Linked DNA regions of Homo sapiens: region 2 is linked to region 1. A link is an interaction called in ENCODE POLR2A ChIA-PET data of the cell type or tissue named here. Cell type or tissue: Caco-2. All regions are shown on one strand.

Evidence for each region. ChIA-PET counts read pairs that join two places held together with the same protein. Peaks named below come from ENCODE experiments on the same cell type or tissue, not always from the same donor. Only the 100,000 strongest peaks of a DNase experiment are listed, where the experiment ranks them.
Region 2: POLR2A ChIA-PET joins it to region 1 with 8 read pairs; 3 of 35 experiments call an interaction of 5 or more read pairs at or near these places.

What each region holds. Positions count from the first base shown.
Region 1 is chr7:22,581,103-22,585,102 of GRCh38, forward strand. No RefSeq gene overlaps it. Among named protein-coding and RNA genes, the nearest start is that of STEAP1B-AS1, 20 kb to the left of the region's middle. RefSeq lists an enhancer at 2,044-2,618. In Caco-2, no CTCF peak of the experiment used is centred here; a DNase peak (open chromatin) is centred at 2,319.
Region 2 is chr7:22,790,529-22,794,528 of GRCh38, forward strand. No RefSeq gene overlaps it. Among named protein-coding and RNA genes, the nearest start is that of TOMM7, 30 kb to the right of the region's middle. In Caco-2, no CTCF peak of the experiment used is centred here; no DNase peak of the experiment used is centred here.

The DNA.
Region 1 (4,000 bases):
AGTATTGAAATTTAAAAATGCTGTTTAACAAAAGAAAATTTTTTGTTTTTCACTATAGCGTTTACTGCTAATTGATCATTGCTAATTTGTGTATATGAAGACAGGATTTCATCACAAAACCACTGACTGAATTTGTACCTCCAGCCAGCTCTGCAGTCTTTGCGGCTTCATGTAGAGATGTTCCTAGCCATTCATTCTCCCACTGCCTTTCTCTGTGCAATGACCACAAAACCTCAGCATGTGTATTGTAATAGAATGTGGGTTTCCTTGGTATTAACATGACCATATGTTCAATGTAAATGCCCCTCTAAAACTGTATGGGGGACTTCAGTAAAAGGAGGTGGTCAAGATGTTGCCGGAAAAAGGGGTCCCCATCTAGAGGCCAGGAGAGGGTTCTTGGATCTTGCACAGAAAAGAATTCAGGGTGAATCTCAAACCACAATGAAATAAGCAAGTTTATTAGAAACTACTCTGTTATTGAGTAGCACATCCTCAGAAAGCAGGACGAAAAACGTGCCGTCCTTTGTTAGTGTCTCTATTTATAAGAAACTATAGAGCTATAATTAAACTTAGAATGTACAGATGTGCTCACTGAAGGTAGGGGTTATTGGTGCTATCAATGACCATTAATTCTTCAACCTAAGCCTGCCCATTAACATTATATTTAAGAAAAGTGGGCTGTACTCTTAGGACATCTGGACATTCTGTAGGCCTGGTGGGAGATGTTCTGTGTGGCCATAATATTCTGCAATTAGAAGAGCAGTCAGCTTACAATGTGACTATTTGCAGACCATAAGCATTCACTTTATAGGTGCTTTGTGAGTGCCTAGCTACGAGCTTTAAGATTGGGTCGCTCTAGTCACGTTTTGTTAAACTAAAAGCCTAGTAATCAGACACTCCTCTAATGCAGGGATTCTAGAAAGTATTTTTATTACTTTAATAGTATTATAAATAGGAAAACACATTTTAGATTTTTATAGATTTAATGGGCTCTGGGGATATGCCAGAAGGCTCCAGGTTGAGAAGTGGTGCACACGTTAATATTCAGGTCATCTGAACTGATGTACAACCTCAAGAACGATCAACCCAATGTGAGTACAGCCAGATTAGTGCATCATGGAGCCCCAGCATGGGACATCTATCTGGTTTAGAAAGAACATGAATAAGGAAATGTAAAACATATATATATATATAGCTGATAACATATAAAACATATATATGGCTAATAACATATAAAACATATATATATAGCTAATAACAATAATCAGCACTTGTCTACAGTAGCTGCTTAACATGAGGCATTGTGTTAAGCGATTGATAAATATTATGTATGATTAAAATATGTAGTTCATTTACCAGCTACCACAGAGATATCCAACAGAATAACAGAATTCCAACTCGATCACTTAAAAAAAACACACACACACAGGAAGGCAATTTGTTTCTAATTTAACAGCATTAGATCTAATGCTCCAAACAGAAATCTCTGAGGAGGAATTCGTTGTGGAGCAAATGGGGTTGCTGAGTGCAGAGGCCAATAACTATGGCACTGGCTTTTGAGAAAAGAAAGGCTTCATTGCAAAACCTGCCAGCAAAAAGACAGGGGTTGGGTTCAAATCTATCTCCTTGATTTGGGGTCTGGGGCAAGTTTATGGGCCTGAAGGGCAAGGGAAAAAGGATTTGGGAATGTTGGTTTGGTCTGATTGGAGGGCTTCAAATTTGGCCATTTACGGTAAGGTATGTTGAGGCAGACTTTAGCCCCAGATCTTCCAGGCCAATGGACCCCTCCTTCTGAAAGCGTTCTGGTGCGTTCTGGTGTGTTCTGGTGTTCATGTTCTGGTCATGGTCTGGTCCTCCTGGTTCTGAGTGGAGGAATCATTGGTTCTGGGTGTTGTTAGAGGTCAAAGCTTTTTCTATAGCACATGCCCAGGTTATATGACTTGCAGTTTTTTGGCTCTGTTATACCTACAAGGTAACTCGACACTTTTGTTATCAACAAAGCAGGCTCAGTTTGGGCTGGTCCCACAATTACAAAATTTCCTGCCCATTTCCCAGACCCAATCTCTCCTTGAGTTCCAGACTTGAATATCAAGACATATTTCAAATTTACAACATCAGTGATAGAAGTTGTCCAAAGATGGTTGTTAACAACTCTTTCCCTCCCTGCTTCTCGCATCAGGCAGTGAAGCCTTTCTCCCCTTCCTTTGAATAGGGTCTGGCCGTAGTGACTTGCTTGACCAATAAAACACAGCAGAAGTCGCTTTGTGCACTTGTTAGGCTAGGTCATAGGAATGTTTGGAACTTCCACCTGACTTTCTTGGAATGCAACTGCTTGGGACACTCCCTCTTGGAACTCAGCCACTCCTCTGTAAGAAGGCCAAGCAACATATGTTGGCACTGCTGTGGATGGCCGTTGCTCAGCTCCCAGCAGAGAGCCAGTAGTAACAAGAGCCATATAAGTGAGCCCCAGATGTCTCACTGTAACTGCAAGAGAAAAACAGAATCACCCAGCTAAGCCCAGTCAACCTACAGAAAGATGAAAGATAATACATTGCAGCTTTAAGTCACTCACTGTTGGGGTGGTTTTTTAGGCAGCAATAGGACACTATAAGAGTGGCCAGACCAAGTCCTTCACTTCCCCTCACAAAACTTGCTCCTCACTCTGCTGTGTATGCCACCTTAGGAAAAAACTTCAGCTTGATCAGGTCAAAAATCTTGGAGTCATCCTTTATCTTTTCTTTTACTCAAATGTCACATCCACTCCATTAGCAAATTCTGTTGGCCCAACATCCCAGTCATATCCTGAATTTCTCCATTTATTACTCCTTGTGTGACCCCACCATCTTGGCCCTCCTGGGAACTCATGCAGTGACTGAGGATGCACAACTAACCAGGACAGACCCAGAGAAATGAATGGGAGAGCTCTCAAACTCCATCTGGTACAAGGATTCATGTTCCTTTGAAGTTGGTCCTTTGCTCTGCAGATACTTGGACTTCAAGGGTGTGTTACAGGGATGAAGTTGTTTGCAGTAAACATGGATGCACCAACAGAACCTGTTCCCAAGTTTCTGATGGAAGCCAGAGGCTCCACACAGGGATGTGCTTCAAATGCATATCCCTTGGTTAGCTTCACATGCTAACCAAGATTGCTTTGCCCCCATACCACAAAGATTCTGTGTTGGAGTCAAAGAGCTGTAACTCTGTAAGTACTTCAAAGCATTTCAAAAACCCTAAAGGGCAGTGTGTATGTATATTTACCCAGCACAGTGAAGGCAAAAACCACACTCGTGAATATTTTTAGCATTTGGGGCTGTCAGAAGAGCTGGGCCCTTGGCTAAATATATCCAGGCAGTTTCCCTACATTACTAGCAGGGTTTGTTTTCAATTCCTATTTCCTTCAAACAGCAGTCATATTGAAGGAAATAAGCACTGTAATAATAAATACCTCTTTCTGCATCATAAGTTATTATGGAAGTTTTTCCTATGTTTATTTTCTCTATAATTCCTATAAATAATAGGAATAAATAAAAAATAAAAGTGCCTATAAATCGTGCTCCTAATATGAATTTTTATTGGTAGGATCTTCTGTGAAGATTCAGAGATGTGGGCCACCAGTTAACATAAGAAGTAGATGCAATTTCTTACAACCATTAACTAAGTCCTCTTTATACTTCATACATGTGTTAGCTAATTGAACTCTCTAACTAAACGCTGATCTATCACTATCTTTTTCAGAAAGAATGAGAATCATCTAAGGTATCTCAATGATTAATTACAAATGACAATATCTAACACACATTAAATGCTCAGTGTGATGAGTGTTTTACATGCAATATATCACTGAATTCTCAAAACAACTTTGTCAGGTAAACCCTATTATTTTTATTGTATAGAAAAAAATAAACTTTCTCTGTATGTTCACATTCAACACACTTCTGTGAGCAGGTATGTGGGTTTTTTCCCCACACATTCAATTCTCCTGTGGACATCAATTGGATGT
Region 2 (4,000 bases), 210 kb after region 1:
TTCCTACAGCTACAGGCTTTCAGAGAGGAATCTTATACTTTAAAAAACAGAAATTAAACTAACAGCTCTACAGAGATCTTTTCAATGAAAAATAACTCACAGGAGTTCTTTTCAAAGCATTTAAAAATTCTCATAATCTACTCATCCACATCAACACTTTTAATTAGAGCCTCTGTTTACTTAAAAGGAAGTATAACCAAAAAAGAAATCGAAAGAAAAATAAGATCAAGCCAAGCATATACGTCAACTCCATCTCTCATTGACAACTGTGTCAATTGAAAAAATAGGCCGGGGGCGGTGGCTCATGCCTGTAATCCCAACACTTTGGGAGGCCGAGGTGGGTGGATCACGAGGTCAGGAGTTGGAGACCAGCCCGACAAACATGGTGAAACCCTGTCTGTACTAAAAATACAAAAATTAGCCGGGCGTGATGGCACGCGTCTGTAATCCCGGCTACTCAGGAGGCTGAGGCAGGAGAATTGCTTGAACCCAGAAAGCGGAGGTTGCAATGAGCCGAGATCGCACCACTGCACTCCAGCCTGGACAACAGAGCGAGACTCTGTCTCAAAAAAAAAAAAAAAAAGAAAAAAGAAAGTTGTCTCTAACTTCCAATTCCAGCCATGACAGAGTAAGTCTTAGACTTAGCTTTCCTACCATAAACTGGCCAAAATAGATAAAACAATTTTCAGGGATTGGACACCAGTTAAAACAGTTATGATGTTTGAAAGAAACCAAACGAAGTGAGCTTCATGTCCCCCACTGCTTGGGAAGTTGAGTCCAAGTGGAAAGTTGCATTTGTATAGGGCAGAGGAAAGAGAAACTAGAATTTGTGCCTGCCACAGTGGCTGGGATTTGGAAGCCAGGTGCTGCAGAGCAGGGAATCACACAGAAGAGGACTTCAGAGATTGAACCCTGAAAGTTTATAAACATTCTTCTCAGGTCCTTGAGCCCAGGCCATATGACCTGACTGTAGGGTAAGACACCCAGGGTCTATCAGAGAATAACTGCTGGGAGGCTGGAGAGCTAAACGGAAATCTCAGAGGCCACACAGTGCTGGGAATGTGGTGGCATTCTAATCCAGCCAGGGTAAAGAAATATTGGTGAATTCCCAGACTTCCAGATGAGTCACAAAGCAAAAAAGGTCATGTCCTAAAAATGTACATTACCCTCTAGGAGTAAGGATTATACCCGAGGAGTAAGGTCAAAACTGATGTAAACCCACCATAGCAAAGCCTAAACCCAATTTTCATCAGAATTAAAATTATCTGTCAATAATTTAATTGCCAGCCAGAACAAAATTCAACATTCTTTGGAGGAAGTTAACATGATCCAGAGTTTCTATAAAATGTCATTCATAATATCTAGCATGAAAAGTTTACCAGGCAAGAAACTGGTTAAAGTTACTAATAGCCAGCCAGGCACAGAGGCTCATACGTGTAATCCCAGTGCTTTGGGAGGCTGAGATGGGAGCATTGCTTAGAGACAAGAGTTTGAGACCAGCCTGGGCAACAAAGCAAGTCCCTACCTTTACAAAAAACAAAAATAAAAAAAGTAGCCAGGCATGGTGGCACACAGCTGTAGTCCCAGCTACCCAGGAGGCTGAGGCAGGCAGATCACTTGAGCTGGGAGTTCAAGGCTGCAGTAAGCTATGATTGTGCCACTGCACTCCAGCCTGGATGACAGAGCAAGACCCTATCTCTAAAAAAAAAAAAAAAAATTTTATTTTTATTTTTACTTTTTAAGTGACTAGTAGCCAAGAGATGGAAGCAGGTAGAGATGATCCAGATATTGAAGTTAGCTAGAAAGACTTCAAAATAACTATAATTAATATGTTAAAGAAAAGAGGGGTAAAGATTGACAATGAGAATGAAAAGATGAAGTATAAAATCAGAGAATTAGAATCTTTTTTAAAGAGAATTAAGTAGACATTCAATATTTGTAAAATACAATATCAGAAATTAAGAATTTATCAGCTGGATTCACAGTGCAAAAGAAAACAAGATTAATTAATTTGAAGACAGGTCAGAGGAATATATCCAAACTGAAACACAGAGAGAAAAAATAACAGTCACCTTAAATATATTATTTGGGAGATACTCCCCTCATTCACTCCTCTTTTTATTCTCCTTTCTCCCAGGCAACTTATTTTTTCTAATAAGAAAAAGCAGGTGAGAGTGGGATGTAAAATAATACGTGGCTATGGCCGGGCACAGTGGCTCATGCCTGTAATCCCAGCACTTTGGGAGGCCAAGGCAGGCGGATCACCTGAGGTCAGGAGTTTGAGACCAGCCTGACCAACATGGAGAAACCCCGTCTCTACTAAAAATACAAAAAAATTAGCTGGGCGTGGTGGCACATGCCTGTAATCCCAGCTACTTGGGAGGCTGAGGCAGGAGAATTGCTTGAACTTGGGAGGCGGAGGTTGTGGTGAGCCAGGATCATGCCATTGCACCCCAGCCTGGGCAACAAGACCGAAACTCTGTCTCAAAAAAAAAAAACAAACAAAAAAAAACAACTTGGTTGGGCACAGTGGCTCACGCCTGTAATCCTAACACTTTGGAAGGCCGAGGTGGGAGGACGCCTTGAGCCCAGGAATTCAAGACCAGCCTGGGCAACACAGGAAAACTCCATCCCTACAAAAAACACAAAAATTTACAAAAAAACACAAAAATTTAGCTGTGTGAAGTGGCATGTGCCTGTAATCCTAGTTACTCAGGAGGCTGAAATGAGAGGATCCCTTGAGCCTGGGCATTCTAGCCTGGGCAATAGAGCAAGACTCTGTCTCAAAAATAAAATAAAATAAAAATTTAAAACAAAATATACCAAGAGAAGCTTGGAAAAAAAATTTGCTCTAATCAAAGTCAAACGACAAACTGGAAAAATACCTACCAATCATATCACAGATATAATTTCTGTAAAATACAAAAGGATCTACAGGCTGGGTGTGGTGGCTCACACCTGTAATCCTAGAACTTTGGGAGGCTGAGGTGGGAGGATTGCTTGAGTCCAGCAGTTCAAGATCAGCCTCGGCAACATGGCAAGATCCCTTCTCTATCATTTAAAAAGTAAATAAATAAAAGGACCCATAAATCAATATGAAAAAGGCCAACATGCCAACAGAAAATGCGCTAAAGGAAACACAATGGTTCTTAAATATATGAAAAGATTCTCCATCTCACTCAAAGCAAAATAGTAACTAAATCTATAAAACACCATGTTTCATCAGTTTGGAAAGACCATTAAGTTTGATAACACATGACTCAGCAAAGGTATGGACAAAAGGGGCTCTCACTAGAGTTTTCAGAGATCTACTCTCCCAAACATACATCACTCTGCCATTCCTAGAGTCTGGCCTTTCTCCTCCTGATCCAAGATAGCTATCATCCAGTCATTTCACATCCATTTCAAGAAACATACTTCCCTTTCAGGAAGACTTACCCAAAGTACCACACAACACTTCTGCTTACATCTCAATTATCAAATATTAGTCATAGAGCTATATCTAACAGCAAGCCTGGGAATCTTGTAGCTTGGTTGCCACATAGCCAGCTAAAAGTGACACTTTGCAAGAGAGCGACAGAAATGGATTTTTGTTAGGCAATTAACATTCTCTGCCATGCCTACTTCTTTGATTGCCAAATATTGATACACGCTTTCTCATATACAGAACACAATGAATCTCTCCCAGGGATACAGTTCTCAAATTTCATCCAGATACTGCATCCAGGTCAAAGTTCAGGAACTCTGGGAAATATGTACCTTCCATCTGGTACAGACAGCATCTCATGGTCCAGCAATCAAAAAACTTAAAAATGAGTTAACTGCCCCCAACTTACCCAACATACAAAGGTGGAGTAGGAGCAAGATTAAAACATTGAGGCCAGGCGCAGTGGCTCACGCCTGTAATTCCAGCATTTTGGGAGGCTGAGGCAGGCGGATCACCTGAGGTCAGGAGTTCGAGACTAGCCTGACCAACATGGAGAAACCCCATCTCTACTGA